4 separate regions of the Homo sapiens genome follow, and regions 1, 2 and 4 are each linked to region 3. A link is a loop called in an ENCODE intact Hi-C map of the cell type or tissue named here. Cell type or tissue: mammary epithelial cell. All regions are shown on one strand. Each heading gives the region's core, and the rest is flanking DNA. Links, peaks and the distances in the headings are about the cores only. Region 1 has its middle 61 kb from the start of MC3R. Region 2 has its middle 46 kb from the start of MC3R. Region 3 holds the start of LINC01716 (long intergenic non-protein coding RNA 1716). Region 4 overlaps CSTF1 (cleavage stimulation factor subunit 1).

What was found. A loop is a pair of places that touch in the nucleus more often than their neighbours do. Peaks named below come from ENCODE experiments on the same cell type or tissue, not always from the same donor. Only the 100,000 strongest peaks of a DNase experiment are listed, where the experiment ranks them.
Region 1: it touches region 3 in a loop (9-fold over the local background); 2 of 110 quality-filtered maps call a loop at or near these places.
Region 2: it touches region 3 in a loop (15-fold over the local background); 3 of 110 quality-filtered maps call a loop at or near these places.
Region 4: it touches region 3 in a loop (22-fold over the local background); 17 of 110 quality-filtered maps call a loop at or near these places.

What each region holds. Positions count from the first base shown.
Region 1 is chr20:56,184,645-56,190,561 of GRCh38, reverse strand. No RefSeq gene overlaps it. Among named protein-coding and RNA genes, the nearest start is that of MC3R, 61 kb to the left of the region's middle. In mammary epithelial cell, for the core only: a CTCF peak has its summit at 2,548 (motif pointing left); no DNase peak of the experiment used is centred there; H3K27me3 peaks cover 120 bases.
Region 2 is chr20:56,200,092-56,206,008 of GRCh38, reverse strand. It overlaps the pseudogene RNA5SP487. Among named protein-coding and RNA genes, the nearest start is that of MC3R, 46 kb to the left of the region's middle. In mammary epithelial cell, for the core only: CTCF peaks have their summits at 3,322 (motif pointing left) and 5,341 (motif pointing right); no DNase peak of the experiment used is centred there.
Region 3 is chr20:56,575,093-56,581,009 of GRCh38, reverse strand. It overlaps LINC01716 (long intergenic non-protein coding RNA 1716), which reads right to left and starts at 3,447. Exons shown (of 6, transcript NR_136537.1): 1 at 3,398-3,447; 2 at 3,060-3,268; 3 at 1,457-1,619; 4 at 675-809. In mammary epithelial cell, for the core only: a CTCF peak has its summit at 3,313 (motif pointing right); no DNase peak of the experiment used is centred there.
Region 4 is chr20:56,397,039-56,402,955 of GRCh38, reverse strand. It overlaps CSTF1 (cleavage stimulation factor subunit 1), which reads right to left. Exons shown (of 6, transcript NM_001324.3): 3 at 5,472-5,749; 4 at 5,115-5,312; 5 at 3,599-3,989. Among named protein-coding and RNA genes, the nearest start is that of CSTF1, 7.4 kb to the right of the region's middle. In mammary epithelial cell, for the core only: a CTCF peak has its summit at 2,748 (motif pointing left); no DNase peak of the experiment used is centred there.

The DNA.
Region 1 (5,917 bases), core at 392-5,391, 390 kb after region 3:
CCAGGCTGGAGTGCAGTGGCGTGATCTCATGTTCACTGCAACCTCGCCTCCTGGGTTCAAGCGATTCTTCTGCCTCAGCCTCCTGAGTAGCTTCTGGGTGTGGTGGCTCATGCCTGTAATCCCAGCACTTTGGGAGGCCGAGGTGGGTGGATCGTCTGATGTCAGCAGTTTGAGACCAGCCTGGCCAACATGGTGAAACCCTGTCTCTACTAAAAATACAAAAATTAGCCAGGCATGGTGGTGTGCACCTGTAATCCCATTTCTACTTTTGTTGCCTACAAAAGATGTAGATTCAAGTTACAAAGGGACTGTGTGACCTTGGGGAAGTTGCTTAAACTCTCTGAGGCTTAAATTCCTGACTCACAGATGTTCTGTTTAAAGTAAATGAGATGATGTATATAAACATTTAATGTAATTGTAACGTAAATCTGTAAATAGTCAACACTAGGTAAACTGACCGGATTTTTCCTAGACCTCTCCAACATGTGGGTCTAATGGGGTCATGACAACAATTCCAACTTAGCCCTTGTCCTGATACAGGGCCTCCAGCCACTGATAAAGGTCTGTCCCCAGTAAGTTTATTTCCAATTAGTTTTCCTTTAGCTCATTCTTAAGAATAACCATTACCATTTATTGACAGCACTATGGACATAATCTCATTTAATATTCACAACCACCCCATGAGGATGCTGAAGAGGTGACTGAGGTACAGAAAGATGAGGTAACGTGCCCAAAGTCACCTGCCTCAAACGCATCAGAGATAGGATTTGATCCCAGGCATTGGAGACCCCTGACACTGTCCTTTTTTTTTCTTTCCCAACATATATTGCTACATCTTTTAAACAAATTTAATTTCAATAGTTTTTGGGGGTACAGGTGGTTTTTGGTTACATGGATAATTTCTTTAGTGGTGACTTCTGGGATTTTGGAGTACCCGTCTCTGAAGCAGTGCACACTGTACCCAGTATGTAGTCTTTTATCTCTCACCCCTCTCTCACCCTTCCCCCCGAGTCCCCAGAGTTCACTATATCACTATGTTTTTGCATCCTCATAGCTTAGCTCCCACTTATAAGTGAGAATGTGTATATTTATTTTTTCACTCTTGAGTTACTTAACTTAGAATAATGGCCTCCAGCACCATCCAAGTTGCTGCAGAGGCCATTATTCCATTCCGTTTTATGGCTGAGTAGTATTCCATGGTGTATACATACCACATTTTCTTTCTGTTTTTTTTTTTTTTTTGAGATGGAGTTTTGCTCTTGTTGCCTAGGCTGGAGTACAATGGCACGAGCTCAGCTCACCGCAAACTCTGCCTTCTGGGTTCAAGTGATTCTTCTACCTCAGTCTCCCAAGTAGCTGGGATTATAGGCATGCACCACCATGCCCGGCAAATTTTTTTTTTTTTTTTTTTTTTTTTTTGAGACGGAGTCTCGCTCTGTCGCCCAGGCTGGAGTGCAGTGGCGGGATCTCGGCTCACTGCAAGCTCCGCCTCCCGGGTTCACGCCATTCTCCCGCCTCAGCCTCCCAAGTAGCTGGGACTACAGGCGCCCGCCACTACGCCCGGCTAATTTTTTTGTATTTTTAGTAGAGACAGGGTTTCTCCATGTTGGTCAGGCTGGTCCCAAACTCCCGACCTCAGGTGATCCACCCGCCTCGGCCTCCCAAAGTGCTGGGATTACAGGCGTGAGCCACCGCCCCTGGCCTATACCACATTTTCTTTATCCACTCGTTGGTCGATGAGCATTTAGGTTGGTTCCATATCTTTGCAATTGTGAATTGTGCTATAAACATGCATGTGCCTGTGTCTTTTTCATATTGGACTTCTTTTCTTCTGGGTAGATACCCAGTAGTGGGATTGCTGAATCGAATAAGGAATCGCCATACGGTTTTCCATAGTGTTTGTAGCAATTTACATTCCCAACAGCAGTGTAAAAGCGTTTCCTTTTCACCACGTTCACGCCAACGTCATCCCTCACCTGTCGCGTATCAGGGCTGCTCCACTGCAAACTTCTGTGCAGGAAATGATTTGAGGTTCTGGAATGACCTACGGGAGAGCCACTTCTCGAACCCAAGTCTCTGGCTCCTTGTCTGGTGCTCACTCCATTGCCTCATTCTGTCCTGTCACATTGGAATACGGCATTCGAAGGGCCATTTGGTGGCTTGGTCTCATCCGCCACTATTTGCCTTGTGCTAATTGCCATTTCCCATTGCTTCTGAGCTGTGCCGACCAGACTGGAAGGGTAAACTCCAGCTTATGAAACGTTCCTTGGAGGGGCATCAATTCGTTTTACTGAGAGCAGCCCCAAATATTTGACCAAGTTTTCTTTTGAGCTCTGGGATTCCTCTTAAATGTAGAAACATTCCTAATGGAGTTTCCTCTGCATGAAGGAAAACCAGATTTGTCTGGAAAGTCATTTAATGTCTAACCAGCGTGCAAACCCTCCACTCCAGACTTCCTTCCTGTCTGCAAAATCTCCTTTCCGTAAGGAGATGAGCTTTCTCATTTGGCTGACATCAAAATGAGACAGGATTTGGTGCCACCTTCTGGCCCAGTCACTTCTCTGACTCTTTGGGAATTGTTGGTGAGCACCCCTGAGAGAGGACAGCCTTTTCGTTATTAATGAGGGTGGGTGCTGGTGAGCGTGGGCAATTAGGGGAGACAGTCAGCTGCACACTTGGCTAGACTCCGGCTTCGATGTGTTTAAATTATGCAGGTGTGCTTCTTAATTAACAAGGCATTTTGCCAGAGGGAAAAAAACAACTGAATCTCTGCAATGTGCTTTCTGCCTCAGGGGGTGGCTGGTAGTCTTTTTACACTAAGTAGGTTGGCCTCTAAAGGCTTCCTACTTAAAAAAAAATGGAAAAAGTATTTGTTGATCCTCTATCAGCAGAGGAGAGGAAATGAGTCTGTTGTATCAAAGAAGGATAACTGGTGATAACTTTCATTTTTCACATTCTAATGGCTTCATGGTCACGCTCCTCATTAAAATGTGAAAGGCAAGAGCTGGTGGCTGGGGAGTTAATTACTGATCTGAGATAGTTTCAGCAAACATTGTAAGGAACTTGCCTAGTTACAGATAATGACAATAATTGATAGCTGGGATAAGGTGGTTTTATACAATGGAAATTCCGTCTGTAAACAATAACATCCATCTATTTCTAGAAAGTGAAAGGATTCAGAAGACTTGGCATAGATTATCCTGTCGCAGGCAGATGTGGCTCACAGAGTCACGTGTCGCAAAGTGAAGACAGGGGCTAAGATTTGTGCCAAAAAGCCCACTTGAATCTTCTTTAATCTCAGTTACTGGACTTGCCCTGATAGGATAATGTAATTCAGTCTCCAATTTGTCTTTCAGGTATAAATATAATGTCAAATATTAGCAGAAACATAATTAGAGAATAAAAAATTAGATGGTAGGTGGGATTTTAGGGGCTTATCCCGAAAAGCTCAAAGAGGATGAAAACAGGGCTGCTGTGTACAGGTGTATAGGTTTCACACTGTCCAACTCCAGAGGGCACCATGCTTACAATGAGTGTCTTGGATTTGTATAATATATTTGTTAGGACAATTTTTCTGATGAATGGCAGTAAAATATCTGTGGGGGAAGGAACACTTTTATCTTATTTGCACAAATATGCCAGAACTAGGCCAGGGGCCACCCTGGGCAGTACTGTACCCATAAGGGGTTGAAAATTCATGTCCCAAGGGCAGAATGTGGCCCATACTTGTTTGTTTAAACTACAGAGCGTAGGCCTGCATGGCATTAAAAAAATGAAGCTTTGAATTGTTTGCCAACATTTAAAAATCAGATACGTTTGCATAAAAATCTGGATTTCTGGTTTCTGTCAGAAAAGAGATTTTTTGGGAACTTGATTTCCTGCATACAATTCATAGCTCTAGCTGGTATTAAAGTTTCCCTTTCATTCAGGACAGGAGCTCTCCAGTTTGCCATAAATCCCCACCATGCCTTACAGTATCTAGAACAGGGAGGACCAACGTCATTCTTTAATATTTTACTTACATTTATTTTCTTCATAGAATTAAGAGGAAAGTGATATCATTCTTTATCTATGTCTTCATAAAAAGTTTGAAAACAAAAGGTAGAAGAAGAGGACATAGGTTTAAAAAAAAAACAAGTGTTAGGGAGCATATCTTTTATTGAAGGGGAAAATATTCCTATGTGTTTAATATACAAAATGTGTCTGTGTCAAATGACTAAGATACCTAGCTGGCCCCAGTTGGCATTTGAGTTTGTTACCTCTGCAGTGAAAAGGCCTATGAAAATGTAGTTTAAGAGACACTTTTTTTTTTTTTTTTGTAGACAGAGTCTTGCTCTATCACTCAGGCTAAAGTGCAATGGTGCCATCTTGGCTGACTGCAACCTCTGCCTCCTGGGCTCAAGCAATTCTCCTGCCTCAGCCTCCTGAATAGGTGGGATTACAGGCACGTGCCACTGCACCCGGCTAATATTTGTATTTTTAGTAGAGACAGGGTTTCACCATGTTGGCCAGGCTGGTCTTGAACTCCTGACCTCAGGTGATCCACCTGCCTCGGCCTCCCAAAGTGCTGGGTTTACAGGCGTGAGCCACCGCGCTGGGGCCTTAAGAGACTCTTGATGGAAAAACCTGAGAAAAAGGAGCAAAACACCTTGCTGGGAAAACTTGTTCCAATAGCACTTCTGAAATCACATGCTGCATCCTGATGTATGTTCCCAGTCACTGGGGAAAGTCTGGAGAATGGGATCCTCATGACACCCAGGTGTCATGTTTAAAGGGAGGGATTCTGTCCTGTATGTCCCCAGCACCCTATCATCTGAGCATGCGTCCCTTTGTTTGGTCATTGCCTGTGCCAGTGACTTTGGGGGGCAGCTATCATGTTTCCTGCTGCTCCTGACAGCTGAGCGCAGAGCTTGGTGCCTAGTAGACATTCACTCAAAACCATTTACTGTGTCATCTACGGATAACCAGCATCATGAATAGAAGCAGGAAAGAGGCTGTTGATGGTGCCTGGACCTGCAGCAGAGTCAGTGGGGAGAGGAGAACTGTTTCATTTGGAATTCTTGGGTTGCAAGCAATGGGGACCAATCTGGGGTAATTTATGCATGGTAGGAAGGTATCTGAGGGTTATGGAGTGGATTAATCCATTCTTGCACTACTATAAAGAAATACCTAAGACTGGGTAATTTATAAAGAAAAGAGGTTTAATTGGCTCACAGTTTTGCACGCTGTAAAGGAAGCATGATGTTGTCATCTTCTTGGCTTCTGGGCAGACCCCAGGAAACTTACAATCATGGTGGAAGGCAAATGGGGAGTGAGGCATTTCACATTGTGGGAACAGGAGCAAGAAGGAGAGAAGTGGGAGGTGCTACACACTTTTAAACAACCAGACCCCATGCGAACACACTCACCATCATGATGACAGTACCAAGGGGGATAATGTTAGACCATTCAGGAGAAACCACCCCTATGATTCAATCATCTCCCACCAGGCCCCACCTCCCACGTTAAGGATTACAATTCAACAGATTTGGTGGGGACACAGATCCAAATCATAATGTGTGGTGTTCCTAGAATAAAAGGAAACTCTATAGGACCTTTGTTTTGGACAGAATGGGTCCCAGGCAGCTATGGGTGTACAGTTAGCAGGGACCAATGCTTCAGGATTCTGCCTTATCAGGATCTATGGGCTCTGTTTTCTGCCGTTGGGTCATTTGACTCAAGAGCTGAGAGAAACAGAGACTCCTTGGCTGTAGTCGGTGTCACTCACCCACCTCTTGGTGAGAGAAAGGCAAGGAAACTTGATTGATAGTCTCAGAAAGATTCCATGCATTGGTGGCCAGGTGGGACTCACAAAGGAAGGGGATCTCTGTGTTGAGAAGGCACAAGCCTCAAAGTGGGATCGGTCTGTGCCCTGTAC
Region 2 (5,917 bases), core at 605-5,604, 380 kb after region 3:
GGACTAGGAAAGGCAGACCCATCCCTAATCTGGGTGGGCATAATCTAATCAGCTGCCAGCATGGCTAGAATACAAGCAGGCAGAAAAATGTGAAAAGAGAGACTGGCCTAGCCTCCCAGCCTACATCTTTCTCCGGTGCTGGATGCTTCCTGCCCTTGAACATCGGACTCCAAGTTCTTCAGTTTTGGGACTTGGACTGGCTCTCCTTGATCCTCAGCCTGGAGAGGGGTTACTGTGGGATCTTGTGATGGTGTGAGTTAATACTTAAGAAACTCCCCCTTATAGATATATACTTATTCCATTAGTTCTGTCCCTCTAGAGAACCCTGACTAATATACCTAAGTTGAATTATTCATTTTTCTGCTTAGGTTTGATGAAGCAGGGACAGAGTGTAGAAATGTGATTGGACAAGAAGGGCCTGATCTAATGCCAGTAGACTGCATGGGAAAATCCAGCAAGGCCTGTCTGTGCAGATTCTTCTTGGCATCTGTGCAGCATTCCTTCCGCCAGAGTACAGGGTAGAACCCTTCTGAAATGAGGGTCTTAATTTCTCCATGGCGGTTACACAGAAAAGGAAGTTTGGCATAACATTTTCGGTTTTATGGCTGGCTTTGGAGAAAAGGGGCTCTGGTTTCTATGACCTGCCCTGGAGAAGAGGAATTCTAGCTTATATGGCTTATCTCAACAACCCTACCTGGAAATAGATTTAAATGAATAAACTCCAGAGCCCTGAGAAGACACTAGACAGCTCTTTAAGCAATCTGGTCAGCTTCTCAGCGAATGCAGTTGACCTGTGCTGGCTATCTAAAAAGTTGTTACTTTTATTTCTACTCTGGTCTGTGGCCATACCACCCTAAAACCATCCTGATCTTGTCTGATCTCATGAATTAAGCAGGGTCGGGCCTGGTGAGGAGTTGGATGGGAGACTTAAGTTCTACTCCCAGTGTTCCTCCTATTTTTCTTCTTATTTCTGGATTGATTTTGCATCTTTGTATCTTGCCAGCATGAGTATACTCTATTAACAAATACTTATTTTTTTTTCTGTTTGTAAATGGAATTATATTCATTGTAGAAAGCTGAATTCAGAGAAGTTTAGGATTAAAAATAAGTTATAATGTTGCTACATAAGTTAAATTGTGATATTTTCTTTTTAGTCTTGATTTCATGAAAAACAACATATACTTATGGCTAGAATTTATGCTTCTTCCTTGAATTTTTCTCCTGCTGTTTCCTCCTAAAAGCAGGTAGAAGCCCCTGCTCCTCCTTAACTGAGTGAGGGTGGCTAGTGGCAGGGCAGGGCAGCAGGCTAGGGTCGCCTACAGGACCCTTCTTGGGCTGCCTTTGTGTCCATATGAATGGTCATTGATGGAAGTAAGGGAGAACTTCTGCAGACTAGTGAGTGAGTGAATGCCCAGCCCTGGGGGTCCCAGAATGGCCCTAACCTGCATTCCACCTGGCAGGTATGGCAAGACCAGTTAAGGCGGTGCTTTTAAAACTGAAATATGCACATGAATCCCTAGGGCTCTGGTTGACATGCAGATTGTGATCCAGTCGTGCCCAAGTGATGCAGGTGCAGCTGGTCCGGGCCACAGGCAGCAAGTCCCCAGGGGGAGGTCCAGGTGCTGCCCATGCAGCTGGACCATGAACCACATGTACCAAGGCCCTAGGGAATGGTCCAAGGCTGGGCCCTGGGGATCCTGACCTAAAGTTTTCCCAGGCTTGTGACCTTTCCTGGCTCTCACAGAAAGACCAGAGCAGTGGATCTGACAGGACCACAGGGGTGGGGCAATGGATGTCTTGGGATAATCACTGTACACACATGAGCAAAGATACTTGGGTCTTGGATGAGACTCAGAACCTTGACAAAATTCCAGAGCATGGGAGGAGGAAGGTCTGAGGCTGATCAAGGCTGAATTTCTTAACCTTACAGGACTGGGGCTTAGAGGTAAAATTAAGTTGATTTATAGAAAATAAAGAAGTGTGCTCTTTCTTACATACATGAAACTGTGAACTAAAATTTTTAATACTATATTTATAATGTACATTTAAATTTGCATGTTGCATGTACATTTTTAAAAATTTTCCTTCCACTTATAATACTATGGACATTTTCCCAACTTATGAAATAGTCTCTGAAAATACCATTTTTTAATATTCCATTCTGTGACAGTAGGGACCTGGTCCATTGTGTTCAGTACAGTATTTGAGTACTCAGCGTAGTGCATGAGGTAGTGCATAATACATGGCAGAAGCTCAATGATTATTTATTGATTTAATGAAGTGAGGACATACCTTGATGAATGGTTTCTCTGACATTGGCCATTTAGACTATTTCTAGTTTTATAAATAATGCTATGGTAGACATCCTTGATGGAAACCTTGAATTTATCATCTTGATTATAGTGTTAGGATATTTGTAGAAGTGGATTTATTGAGTCAATGAATATTTGCAATTAAAATATTCTGCATATTTACTAAAAATTGTTAAATATCATATCAATTTATGTTTTCAGCAGCACTGCCTGGCAGTGCCCATTTTTCTTTCTTTTTTTTTTTTGAGATGGGGTCTTGCTATGTTGCCCATACTGGAGGGTAGTGGAACAACCATAGCTCAGTGCAGCTTCAACCTCCTGGGCTCAAGCAATCCTCCTGCCTCAGCCTCCAGAGTAGCTGGAAACACAGGTGCACACCACCACACCCACATAATTTTTAAAAATTTTTTGTAGAGATGGGGTCTTGCTATATTGCCCAGGCTGGTCTTGAACTCTTGGTCTCAAGTGATCCTCCTGCCTGGGACCCCCAAAGTGCTAGGAATACAGGTGTGAGCCACTGTGTTTTGCCCCCATTTTTCACGCTCTTGCCAATGCTGGGATCATCATTTTGAAAAACAGTCTTGTTAGGCATAAATTATATCTTATTTTTGTTTTAATGGACATCTCTTTGATGATTAGTGAGGCTGAGCAGTTTTTCTTGCGCTTATTGGTCTTCATATTTCTTCTTTAGTAAATGGGTCCATTTGGGGCTTCCATCCATTTTTCTGTTGGCTACACCAGCATATTTTAATTGGAGAGTTGAAGTTCGTTCATCTTTCAGTTTCTCATATGATGCCCTGGCCCGTTTGCTCTGTTAAACAACACAGAGTCTGGATATAAATGTAACTTAATATGGAGTAGGTTCTTCTTGAAACCTACACAAGGGGTTAAGTCACTGAAATACTTGAATTATAGCTCTTAAGTTTCTATAATAATAGAGGACACTAAAATAGACATTGTGGTGGAGATGAATGATTTTCCTGTGTGGTGTTGCCATCTAGTGGACCTGGGAGACAGTGTGATTACAAAAGTGGACATGAAAACGGAGCCCGTTTTACCTTATTACGTGGGGCCCAGGCTACCTTCAGTGTTCACCTGATTATTGACCCAGCCTCCCAACTGAAATTCCTGCCTTCATTCTTTCACTCCCCAATTTCAACCTTTATACTGCAGAGTGATTGTTCTAAAAGTGGATATGGATCAGTTCTGTGTTTAAATCCATTCAGTAACTCACCCCTGTACATGTGATAAAACGTTATAATCTCTTAACCTGGTTTACAAAGTCTTCCCTGATCTAGCCCAGGGGCTGGCATTTTTTTCCATGAAAGGTCAGATAATAAGTAATTTGGCTTTTTGTGCATATGGTCTCTGTTGACTGGTCACCTCTGTCACAGACCACACCTGAAAGAATGGGCACAGCTGTGTTCCAACATCACCTTATTTGCAACAGTGGGCAGCAGCCTGCCATGAATTATGAAAATACAGCAACACATTTGCTACATTATTACTGTACCTGGTGTTTAATATTGAAAGGTCAGTATGGCCAGGCAACGTATCAGAGCCCTGGCATCAGAAATGAATTGACTCACAGGTAGTAAGAAGAATTTACTGACAACAGTGTGGGTTTGAAAGGAAAGTTTCATTAGATAGAAAGCGCTGTAGCAGCATGCAGCAGAGCACTTCAGCAAGACAGGACTGAGTGTGCCGTGGTGGATTTTCCTTTGGGCTATTTATGAACCTTAAAGCGGGAACTTCAGGGTAATTTGGACCATATTAGCCACATAGGTCATGATAAATGCTTACACTTGTAGTTGCTTTGGTACCTTAATGTCAGCAAGGGTTGACATGCATGCATTCTGGAGATGTATAGAAATTCTAGTTACTTCTAAATTTTGGGGAAAGAAGCCTGGAGCCATTAGCTAAAGCAGGCATTTAGCTAATAGGAAAGTCTAATTACTTCTGAATTCATCAGATAAGGAACTTTGCCCTGGATGGTCTGCTTGATGGCCACCAGGGGGTCTTGGATCTCCTCAACTAGGAAGGAAGGTGGGTGACTAGTATGTTGTAAAAATAATTCGAGTAAATTTCCTATGGTCAAGGCTGGTTATTATCAGCATTAGGGTAGTTTAATCAGTACCCCCTGCCCAATAAGTAAACTGTCACCTTACCTCACTTATACCTTCCTCCCTCTCCCCATGATGTAGGATAATCTCTATAGGATTGTGGATTACTTTCCTGGGGTACCTGTAACAAATTCCCACAAACTGGCTTAAAACCACATAAATTTATTCTCTCGTAGTTCTGAGGTCAGAAGTCTGAGATCAAGGTACTGGCAGGCCATGCTTTTTGTGGAAGCTCTAGGAGAATCCTTCCCTGCCTCTTCTAGTGTCTCATGGCTCAGGTGTCCTTTGGCCGCTTCACTTCAGTCTCCGCCTCTGTCTTCACACAGCCTTCCTCTCTTTTCAGTGTTTTGTCTTCTGTCTCTTATAAGGACACTGCCGCTGAATTTATCCAGACAATCCAGGATAATCTCATTTTGAGATCCTTAGTTATATCTACAAAAACTCTGTTTCCAAATAAAGTCACATTCACAGATTCTGGGGGTTAGGATGAGGATAGCCAATATTTGGAGGACATTGTGTTCAGTGGACATATCTTTTTAAGGGCTGCCACTCAGCCCACTACAAATTACATTTTAAAAATTATTCTTCTCCTGTTTCCTCCCTTCTGAATGTTAGTCACCATTGAGCACTCTCTCACTATGTTCCCATTACCATGTGAAGTGCTTTTTACCTGAGTTAGTATTAGTAATTCCACTAATGTAGCCTACATGTGCCATTATATCTCACTGATTCTCTAATCAATTGCTGGAGCCCTCCTCTCTGGCTTCTTAGCAGTAGTTCTAGCACCTCCCATTGACACTCTCACTCTCTCTCACTCCCTGCCATTGGCAGAGTCCTTGCAGCTTACTTAACCCAAAGAGGGCAGGACTGGAGTCACATCAGTCCACCACTGCAGTTGCTTTTAGCTGCCACATGGTGTCACTGTTGAAGACAAGTCTGGTACAGTTTGGCGGACGCACTGTTGAAACAGTGCCCTTATAGTCTAGGTCCCTGCATCATCAAAGTGCTCTTTGTTTAGCTTCCCGAGTTGACAGTCTTTACTTTATATGAAAAATGCACAGCATGAGCTACAAAGCTATACAACTTGCTCTCCCCACACAAGAACAAGCTCTTGAGTAGAACACAGATTACCATTCATTCGTTCACAAAGGCCTGGTAGTTCTAGTCATTTGGGGTATATATCAGTGAACAAAGCAAAGGACTGCAGGCTGTGGTGGCTCATGCTTGTAATCCCAGAACTTTGAGAGACTGAGGCAGGAGGATCACTTGAGGTCAGGAGTCTGAGGCCAGCCTGGACAACATAGCAAGACCTCATCTCTAAAAAAAAAAAAAAATTAGCAAAGATCCCAACTCTTACCATAATAGCATTCTACAAGAAGACAAGAAACATAAGTAAATAAAAAGTATGTTGGAAAACGTTAAGTATTATGGAGAAAAATAATATAGCAGGGTATAAGAGATTGGGAGTGCCAGTTGGGAGAG
Region 3 (5,917 bases), core at 585-5,584:
CTACTTGGGAGGCTGAGGGGGGAAAATCACTTGAACCCGGGAGGCAGAGGTTGCAGTGAGCTGAGATCACGCCATTGCACTCCAGCCTGGGCAATAGAGCAAGATTCTGTCTCAAACAAAACAAAACAAAAAAAAAGAAAACCTTTCAGATGTGTGCAGCAGGTGCATTTTGTTATGGTTTACAGGTTGTGGGGTGTCAGTAAGTAAAGTATGAATGTGTAGATCCTACAAAGATCTTCAACTGATCTTGAGGGGTTGGAAATAAGTCTAAGGCAGACATGAGTTACTGTGGGAGATAAAAGATGACCCCTGGTTCCAAAGAACCTAGAAACAATGTGGACAGGAAAGAAAACAGCTAAGTTCATCATCCTTTATCCCCTCACTTCTCCATCCATGGAGAACTGTTTTCCCAGGTCCAGCCTGCCTTCTGCGAAAGGATTCCTCTTTTTTCACATACCCAGGCCTAGTTAGAAATGCTCCCGAGGGAGTGTCCACAGGGGTTGGGGCGCAGGGAGGGATGCCCCAGGCTGGTCTCTTCGAGTGGATGCCAGGTAGTCCCGCAGTCAGACACTCGGGAGGGCCGGCCAGTGGTCGGCGTCGGGTTGTGGACCTGCATCTGCCGGGGATCCAGGCCTAGGTAGCCTCTCAGTGATGTTTCCCCCCAACCCACCCACCTTGTTCTTTTTGACGCTCTCAGGGGCTCCTGGAGCAGACTTTTTGTTCTGAATTAAATGGTGGTTTTGCCAGCAACCTTCAGGGCTGGGGTATTTCCAGCAAGGGATGCCCCGACTCCTCTTCCCACGGGTGTACTGTGGACGGAGAAGACACAGCCCAGGTGCAGTCAGGTCTCTTCCCCTCACACTGGAGCCACTGGGCCTTCCCTCCTCCATTTCTACAGCAGAGAAGGGTGGGAGCAGCTGTGGGATGGGGGTGGCCACCCCAAATAACTGCAGTGATAACAATAATATAAATGAAACAAAATTAGGCGAGGCTGTGTTCAAAGTGAGAAGGAAAAGACCCTTATTTGGGCCCTAACCGTGCCAAGGTTCTGAAGCAGGAGCTTCGGCTGCTTGAATAAACCCTGTGGGTGCCCAGTGCCCACTGTCCTGAATCCTTCATTTCCCTTGCCAAAAAGCAATGCATGAGGGTCGTTGGTTCTCTCTAGAACACAGAGAAGTAAACTCTGAAGACGGCCCTCCTAAAGATCTGTCCTTTCTTACACCCTTTATTAACCCTCCTGAGAAGCTCAAATGTTCTTGTAATGCCACACGGGACCAGCTGTGAGCGCAGGGTCTGGAGGCCAGTGGAGACAGGGCAAGTCCTCACCCACCCCTCCCAGCCTTGCGCATGTCACGTCACCTCCCTGAGCCTCAGAGTCCTCATTTGCAAAATGGAAATAAACCTCCCTGCAAGGCTGCTGGGATGATGAAATGAGGTAAGGTTATAAAATACATACCTCTGTGGTCACACTATGAAAATGAGCACTTTGGTCAGAAGAAGCTCTTTGGACAGATGGCCACGACCTCAGACACACAGTTCCCCAGTAGGGAGCAGCTACTGAAAATTGCTGAGTGACCCTGGGCCGGGCCCCACCTCTTTCAGGATCTCAGCTTCCTCTCCTGTAAAGCAAAAAATTGCTGGGCGAGAGCTCCACTAAATTCCTGAAATTCTGTACACCTGGGACATGACCTGGAGCACACAGCCCCGCTCACAGGCTCTCTGGATGCCTGTTCATCAGCAGGAAGAAGGAGCTGGGCTTCCAAAGCACCATGGCTTCTGTCCTCACTGGCCGTTTCTGCATCTCATTCTGGGGTGCCTGCCTGGCACCTCCGGCCCTAACACTGTCCAGCCTTCCGCTGGAGCTAGAGCCTTGGGCTCACTGCTGACCTGGGGAGTGGAAGTCCTGCATTTTGAACAGAGCCTTGAGAATTCTTGCTTTCTTTCTTTTATTATTATTATTTTTTTGAGACGGGGTTTCGCTGTTGTTGCCCAGGCTGGAGTACAATGGCACAATCTCAGCTCACCACAACCTCCGCCTCCCGGGTTCAAGTGATTCTCCTGCCACAGCCTCCCAAGTAGCTGGGACTACAGGCATGCACCACTATGCCCAGCTAATTTTGTGTTTTTAGTAGACACGGGGCTTCTCCATGTTGGTCAGGCTGGTCTCAAACTCCCGACCGGTGATCCGCCTGCCTTGGCCTCCCAGAGTGCTGGGATTACAGGTGTGAGCCACTGTGCCTGGCCCGAGAAATCTTGCTTTCTACCTGCTTTTCTCTGAGCCTCAGTTTCTTCCTCCCTAAGATAAGGTGGTTAGACATTTACTTATTATAATTTTTTTTTTTTAATAGAAATGGAGGTCTCACCATGATGCCCAGACTGGTCTCAAACTCCTGGCCTCAAGCAATCCTCTCCCAAAGTGCTGGGATTACAAGTGTGAGCCACTGTACCCAGCCCCTATTTTTTTTGTTTGTTTGTTTGTTTGAAACGGAGTCTCACTCTGTCACCCAGGCTGGAGTGCAGTGGTGCGATCTCGGCTCACTGCAATCTCTGCCTCCCGGGTTCAAGCAATTCTCCTGCCTCAGCCTCTTGAGTAGCTGGGACTTCAGGCACACGCCGCCACACTCAGCTAATTTTTTTTTTTTTTTTTTTAGAGATGGGGTTTCACCATATTGCCCAGGCTGGTCTCAAACTCCTGAGCTCAGGCAACCTGCCCGCCTCGGCCTCCCAAAATGCTGGAATTACAGGCTTGAGCCACTGCGCCTGGCCTTTTATTTATTATTTTTTTGAGACAGAGTCTCACTCTGTCGCCAGGCTGGAGTGCAGTGGTGCGATCTCAGCTCACTACAACCTCCACCTCCTGGGTTCATGCCATTTTCCTGCCTCAGCCTCCCAAGTAGCTAGGATTACAGGTGCCCGCCACCATGCCTGGCTAATTTTTTGTATTTTTAGTAGAGACGGGGTTTCACCGTGTTAGCCAGGATGGTCTCGATCTCCTGACCTCGTGATCCGCCTGCCTCGGCCTCCCAAAGTGCTGGGATTACAGGCGTGAGCCACTGCACCTGGCTGACAGCTGCCATTTCTTACTGGGTCTTCACTGTGAGAGATGAGTGTGTTGCTGTCCCCATGAGTCGGATACAGAACCTGAATCCTCTTTGGTCATATGGCTGGGAGTGCAGGAACCGGGACTTGAACTCAGGCCTATAGACCCTGAACTTTGGTGGGAGGAGAGACCTGGGTCCAAATCCTGTCTCCACAAGTACACGGAGCCCTGGGAAAGCAAGATGGGAGATGTGCAGTCCTTAGGTTTGGCCACATGATGGCAAGCTGACCCCAGGCATGTGTTCCTAGGCCTTGCCATCAAAGAGGCACAAATGTGTGTTGACTCCCCAGCCCATACCTTATTTTCTCTCTCCAGTCCTGAATCTGGTTTTGCAGGGATTGCAATGATCTTTAAAATAAAATAAAATAAAATAAAATAAGATCAGGGATTATGTTAAAGTCTCTCGGGACTTCTCATCATATTGAGAATAAAATCAACAAATCCAGGTAAGACCTGGCCCCTGCACACCCTTCCTCCTCCACGTTCTTCCATCCTGCAGGCAGCCTGCCTGCTCCGGGACAACTGTGGGTGAGCAATGGCTCAGCTGGCTCAACTGATAAATTTGGAGGTTGGGCCCTGGGTGGTCCAGGGATTCTCCCATCCTGCCATCCTATAGTTCCATGATTTGGAGACTGAGAGTCTTGTGTATGCTGATAAAATTAACCGCTCCAGGCCAATAACATGAAACTTGAAGCTCTGGTTTGAGAGTGATTTCATTCGTTCATTCATTTATTCATCAAAGTCTTTTTTTTTTTTTTTGAGACTGAGTTTTGCTCTTGTCGCCCAGGCTGGAGTGCAATGGCGTGATCTTGGCTCACTGCAACCTCCGTCTCCTGGGTCCAAGCAATTCTCCTGCCTCAGCCTCCCAAGTAGCTGGGACTACAGGCATGCCCCACCATGCCCAGCTAATTTTTTTTTTTTTTTTGAGACGGAGTTTTGCTCTTGTTGCCCAGGCTGGAGTGCAATGGCGCAATCTCGGCTTACTGCAACCTCCGCCTCCCAGGTTCAAGCGATTTTCCTGCCTCAGCCTCCTGAGTAGCTGGGACTACAGGCATGTGCCACTACGCCTGGCTAATTTTGTATTTTTAGTGGAGATGGGATTTCTCCATGTTAGTCAGGCTGGTCTCGAACTCCTGACCTCAGGTGATCTGCCCACCTCAGCCTCCTAAAGTGTTGGGATTACAGGCGTGAGCCACCCCGCCTGGCCTAATTTTTGCATTTTTAGTAGAGATGGGGTTTCACTATGTTGGCCAGGCTGGTCTTGAACTCCTGACCTCAGGTGATTCACCTGCCTAGGCCTCCCAAAGTTCTGGGATTACAGGCGTGAGCCACCACGCCCAGCCATTTATTCATCAAATATTGATCTATCTCCTCCTCTGTGCCCAGCACTTGGGATACCATTAATAGTGGTGCAGAAAGATGTCAAGAGGAGGTCACAGCCACACTCCAGCTCCAGCCGTGTCCTCAGGCCACCCCAAATAACTGTAGTGATAACAATAACATAAATGAAACAAAATTAGGCAAGGCTGTGTTCAAACTTCAGGAGATGGGTTATGATTTAATTTTTGAAAGGCAGAAGCCAATTCTGTAATCTATCATTGGAATAACTGACCACTCATAGAAGAAGGAGGAGGAAGAAGGAGGAGTAGGAGGAGGAGGAGGGCAAGGGGAAGGGGCAGGGGAAGAGGAAGGGAGGAAGAGGACGACGCCAGGTGTGAGCCACCACCCAGCACTTTGAGAGGCTGAGGTGGGTGGATCACTTGAGGTCTGGGGGTGGCACTGGAGGTGGGAGAGGCAGGGAGGGGCTGGCTGGGAAGGGCTGTGTAAACCAAGTTAAGGAGGTTAGCTTCACCTGAAGAGCAATAGGGAGCGTGAAATGGTTTTAAGCAAGGGACTGGCTTGATTTGATTTTTATTCTAGAAAGATCTCAATGGCAGCAGCGTGAAAAATGGGGGCTGTCGATCACTTAGGAGGCTGTCACAGTGTCCAGGCAGGAGCTGATGGTGGCCTGGCCTAGGGTGGCAATGTGAGGATGGAAAAAGTGAGGTCTGAGGAGGGGAGGGTTTAGGGAGGAGGAGGAGGGAATCAAGCTTGGCAGCCAGGCACCAGGTGGAAGGGTGGCACCAGTGCCGGCTCCAAGGGAGACTGGGAGCAAACCAATGTGGAAGGCCCTGGACAGTCTGATTTAGGAAACACTAAGTGTGGAATGCCCAAGAGACAGAACAGGGGTATCCAGCAGGCCACGGACATGTGAGTTGACAGCAAGACCAGAGATGCAATATGGGAGTCTCAGCTTCTAGATTATGTTAAAAACCTTGGCCATGGATGAGACCATCCCATGAGAGTCTAGCTAGAGGGGGACCCAGGGCTTAGCCATGCAGAAAGCCAACATTCAGAGAACAGAAAGAGGAAAAGTTGGAAATGAAGACTGAGAAGAGATGGCCAGGGAGGAGGTGGGAAAGCCATGAGCGTGTTCCAGGAGAGGAGGGAGGAGAGCGCCCTGGGTCCGAGGAAGGAGGCAGGAGGATCAGAGGGAGGAGGCAGGAGGGTCAGAGGGAGGAGGCGGGAAAGCCATGAGCGTGCCCCAGGAGGGGAAGCAGGGGAGCACCCTGGGTCAGCTGCGTCAAGTGCAGCTGGGAAGACCCATCCCGCGAGGACATGGAAGTGCCTGTTGTACTGTGCACCGGGTATTCCTGGTGACCTTGACAAGAGTGAATCTGAGAGGAGGGACAGTGGGTGCCAAAGCCAGCTGGAAGTGGGCTGGAGAATGGACGGGAATTGAGGAAAGGAGGCAGGGGGTGCTGAGAAGTTTGTCTC
Region 4 (5,917 bases), core at 423-5,422, 180 kb after region 3:
TGTGATCTTTTTTTTTTTTTTTTAGACAGAGTCTCACTCTGTCGCCAGGCTGGAGTGCAGTGGCGTGATCTCGGCTCACTGCAACCTCCGCCTCCTGGGTTCGAGTGATTCTCCCGCCTCAGCCTCCCAAGTAGCTGGGACTACAGGTGGACACCACCACACCCAGCCAATTTTTGTATTTTTAGTAAAGACAGGGTTTCACCAGGTTGGCCAGGATGGTCTTTATCTCCTGACCTTGTGATCCACCTGCTTCGGCCTCCCAAAGTGCTGGGATTACAGGTGTGAGCCACCATGCCCGGCCTGTTTAACAATTCTTTTACTTCCTGACATTTAGTTTATATCAATTATAAGTAATGTTGTAATGAACATCCTTTGTACAGAAAGCTTTATTTCCTTAGGAGTAAATTCCTAGAGACAGAATTACTGAGACAAAGTATATGAATATCTACTTTCCAAAAGGAAGCCTTTTTATGACTATAAATTACATATTTTATGTTTAAAAGTACCAAATAAAGTATAAAAAGGAAAATAAAAACTGCCTAATAATTGCACCCATCAGAGGTAACAGTCAATACTTTGGTGAATACTCTTTCGAAATATCTAAGTGTTATGTGCTCACTTGTAAATTCTCTCTTTTTTTTTTTTTTTTGAGATAGAGTCTTACTCTGTTGCCCAGGCTGGAGTGCAATGGTGTGATCTCGGCTCACTGCAACCTCTGCCTCCTGGGTTCAAGAGATTCTCCTGCCTCAGCCTCCTGAGTAGCTGGGATTACAGGCATGTGCCACCACACTCAACTAATTTTTGTATTTTTAGTAGAGATGGGGTTTCACCATGTTGGCCAGGCTGGTCTCAAACTCCTGACCTCAGATGATCTGCCCACCTTGGCCTCCCAAAGTGCTGGGATAATAGGTGTGAGCCACAGTCCCTGGCTTCATTTGTAACTTCTTTAAGTCAGAGCATTTGTCATATACTATTAATATTCAAGCATATGTAGTGCAGATCTGTAAAGACAGAATACAGCTTAGTGGATAAAAACACAAAGTCTGTGTGGTCAGATGTGGGTTCAACACTAATGTGACCCTGGGCAAATTACTTAACATTCCTCAGCCTTAATTTTCTCATCTGTTCCATGGAGTAGTTACAGAACCTACCCCATAAGGCTGTGAGGATTAAGAATAAGAGAATGCAAAGGAGGCTCTGGAGTGCGAGTGCTCAGCCCATGTTAGCATGCATACTTATTTTTAAAGGTGTATGTTGTCCATGGATGCGTAACAGATTTCCTCAGTGCTTCTTATTGGACATTTATGCTGTTTCTAACTTTCAGCCACTCCAAATGATGTTGGGACACACATCCTTTTATGGGCATGTGCATGTCTGTCCAATTACCTCTTTAGGTTGAATTTCTAAGAGTAGATATAGTGGGTCAAAAAGCGTGTATTTAAAATTTTGATATGACACCAAACTGTGCTGAAATATTTTACCAGCTGACTCTGACCAACAAAATATGATTTCCCGAAATCTCTATCAATAGTAGATAATATAAATCTTTAAGACTCCTGAAATCTGATTAACAAAACCAGGTCCCCATATTCATTTCTTGGGTCTGCAGCAAGGCTGGCCACCTTTTCTTACATTTCCTGACCATTTTTCTCTTCTGCAGCCCCCTGTCCTTTGGCTCCTTTTTTCTCGAGTTTGGACTCATCTTTTTCCCATATGAGTTCTCTTTATAGATTAAGGATGTTAACTCAATGTCTAACATCTGTATATATGCTATAACCATTTTCTCCCAGTCCTGTATGTTATTTATATTGTTTTTAATTTTTTGCATCCCAATTTCTAAAGTTTTGATAGTTTTTCCTTTTTCATCATTTCAAAAACCCTCTGAATTCTAACTAATTATTATTATTATCATTTTTTGAGACGGAGTCTTACTCTGTCGCCCAGGCTGGAGTACAGCAGCGCAATCTCGGCTCACTGCAACCTCCACCTCCCAGGTTCAAGCTATTCTCCTGCCTCAGCCTCCCAAGTAGCTGGGACTACAGGCGCCCGCCACCAAGCCCAGCTAATTTTTGTATTTTTCATAGAGACGGGGTTTCACCATATTGGCCAGGCTGGTCTCAAACTCCTGACCTTGTGATCTGCCCACCTCGGCCTCCCAAAGTGCTGGGATTACAGGTGTGAGCCACCGCGCCTGGCCCAAATTCTAACTAATTATTAAAACTGGGAACAGAAATCTTAACATGCTGACATGACAGGCGCTTGACCTGTGAAATGAGAAAAAAGGAAAAGGGGAATCTGTGCATAAATTCAGCATAATCACATTTTTGAAAAACCACACTGCTATTCCCCACTAAAACAAGCCAATCAACCTCATACTATTATAAAACACCCAAAACATTCCTAGAGCAAATATATAAGCTATTGTCAGTAGGCTGGTGTGTATCTGTCCAGATACAGCACACTCCTTAAAACAGTTATAACTTCTATAGGGGGAGTACTTTCACATTTACCCTGATCACTTTTTTATCTTCTTTTTGCAACAAACACAACTATTATAAAGTAGTTCTTTATAATAAATACTTTTCAGAACAACTTTATACAAGTGTTTCAATGAAGTCACCAAGAATTATGATAAAAATGGCTCTTCCTAAGATTTGCTAGTGGTACCAGAAGCCAGAAAGATGGCTGGGGAAGGGAACTTTGGTTACAATGAGACAAATCTAAGGCAAGTTATGCTGCCCCCTAGTGGGTCAGATGTCACTGACTCTTCAATGCAAACTTAAACACAATCCAGTCCCTTCCAATACTGTTTTCTTGTGATTTTTTTTGAGTTATGCTCATGCCAATTTTAGTGTATGATACAAACATATCTCACAATGGAAGAAACAATCAGAAATTTTCTGGAGGTTTTCTACCAAACAACAGTCTTTGCTGCTACAAGGAACAGAAGACAGTGTTTTAACATTCATTATCAAATAACCAGACTTGGGCCCTACTAGTGATAGGATAAATTTAAATGGATTTCATTATAAAAAGACTCCACAGGCACTACTGTTACCAATGAGACCAACATACATAAATGAGAATTCAGTGGATGCAATTTTTTTCTGTCTGCTGAGCCTACTTTATATCTGCATTCAGAATTAACGTGGTTTCCTTTGCGGGCTAGGTCTGCTCTCTTAGGAATGGGATAAGATCTTCCCTCTCAGCCATTCTTTCATGAATACATATATTAATAATACTGAGATCTACTATTGGAAACTTTTCTCTGGATTGCTTTCACATTTCTGTGGGAAGAGGGCATGCCAGTCTACAAATGGATCACCAGGTTCTCAAATGTTACTTGCATGGAATCCAGCCCTAGTCCACGGTGTGAGGTGCTCAGAAGAGCAAAGAAAGCACCGTTCTATTTCCAAGTCGTGTAGCCTTGGCTAAATGACTTAACCTGTAAGTCTTGGTTTCCTCTTATCTAAGAAAGGGTAACATCTGCCTTGCTCAATGCATAGATATTGTGTTGCTCTATTGTGAGGTCTTAAAAGAGAGTTCTGGAAAGTGTAAACACTACAGAAATGTTAAGTAACATCAACGTCTCACATACCCGTGTATCTGACCAGTGTTCGTCCCGTTGATATTTCCCAAAGTTTAGCTACAGAGTCTTTTCCACTTGAGAGAATGTATTTAGAATTTTTGGAAAAAATGGCAGAACAAACTTCAGCACCGTCATGTGCTTTCTCAAAAGTTGTGATGCATCGATTTGAAACACCATCCCATAATTTGATGCAGCCGTCCTTGCTTCCAGTTACGTACATATTGGCACTAGAATTGTAATTAACGGAACATATAGCATCGGTGTGTTGATCTTGAGGATTGCAAGAGACAAAACATTGAAAGGTGTTGATATCATAAAGGCGAAGAGTAGGATGCTGAGTTCCGACAAGTATAAAGTCTCCAGAAGGATGAAAAGAGATGGAACGTAACATTTCAGCTTCCTGTTGGGACAGAGACATTAATACAAGTGACCAACTGGTGAACAATTAAATCCAGAGGAAATGTGGAAAATATCTGGCTGATGAAAAGAATCTATAAAACAATTATTAGATATTACACAGGTATCATAAGAAAAAAAGTGCTTTCTGGAACATATGAAAGTATTTTTTGAATAGATTTCCAAAACTAAATATTTACTGGTTATATTATTCCAAAAACTACAGAAGTGAGCTTCATTATTTACAAATGAACACTGAGTAAACTAAGGATGGAGTATTATCAGACAATGACACATTCATGCATGGTTAACTGAAGTACAACTTGTACCTAAGAGCTTCTTTAATTTGCTCTAGGGCTGCAAATATTGAGTGAAAAATTAAGTTTATTATTATTTTTTTCAGACAGGGTCTTGCTCTGTCGCCCAGGCTGGAGTGCAGCGGCATGGTCACAGCTCACTGCAGGCTCAACCTCTTGGGCTCAAATGATCATCCTTGCCTCCGCCTCCTGAGTAGCTGGGACTATCGGCGCGTGCCACCATGCCCAGCTGATTAAAAGAATTTTTTGTAGAGATGAGGTCTCACTACATTGCTCAGGCTGACCATAAACTTCTGGGCTCAAGTGATCCTCCCACTTTGGCTTCTCAAAGTGCTGGGATTACAGACATGAGCCACTGCAACCAGCCTAGTTTAATTATCAAACAGACAGAAGCCACAACTAAAACATTAGTATTTCTGCAATGCATATTCAAAATAGGGTACCGAATGTCACCTTGCCAGGAAATACTTAATACTTTCAAATGAACTTTTTTTTTATTCCTCTAAGTTATATATTAGTGAAGCTGGTCGTGTTTTGTTTATAACAGGGATCTACAACCTTTAGAGAGTGATATGGATTCCAAACCCTCCAAAGGGTCAGATTATAAACTCTGACCAGCCAGAGGGAGCAGGTACATGATAGCATGTGATCTATGTGCCAACAAAATCTGATCCATGTGCCATCGGGCATGCATCCTGGTCTGTACGCATCTTACAGGATGATCACTGAGACTACTTTTAAAAAGAGAATAGTTGTACAATAGCTCATTGTATTTAAGAAAAAATGTAAAGCTCCTTTCTAAAGATTCCTACCTGAATGTATTTGAAGGCTCTTTTTGCTGATGGTTTGGAATAATCAAATAATTTAAGAGTATAATCCCTTGAACCAGAAGCCAGGATCTGTTCTGTTGGGTGGAAAGCAAGGCACGTGACTTCATCCACATGGTCATAAAGAGTTCGAATCACTGGGTGGTTTTCCATATTTTGTTGTGCGGTCTCATTCATCATGACCTAGACCAACAAGAAGAGATGCTCAAGGCACAGAATGTGTCTGAATCCAAGTGCACAATCCACAACTGTAGCAAACTAAAGCTGGTTTCAACCATACTCTCATTTTTCCAAAAATGAAAAACAGAAGGCAATCAATAAGTATGTGACTGGAATTTTTACCTCTATTGGCATGGCACTTTTGGCCAACATCCTCTCTGTGTCAAGTATCTTTATCGAAGCATCAGCAGACCCAGTAGCTATTAACTGTCCATCTCTACTATAGGTAGCTACACGGCATGGTCCTTTATGTGATGTGACATAGCATGTTTCGTACTCAGAAGCCTCTGGGGACATAGTCTGAACATCTGCATCAAATTCCAGGTCAATCCCTGTGCCAGGGGCAACAGTATCTGAACGACCAATTGCATACTGAACTGCGGTGTCATCGTTTTCCATTCCTGAAAGAAATCAAAATTAAGGGCGTAACAAAACAAGTGTTTTTTCTTAAAAAGGCCAAGATAAAATTCTAGATCCAAACTGGAAAGATGCTCACCAGTGTCAACCTCCTATTTCTTGGAGCCGCGTGACACCTAACACTTTACAAAACTGTGTATTTTGCCCATGCT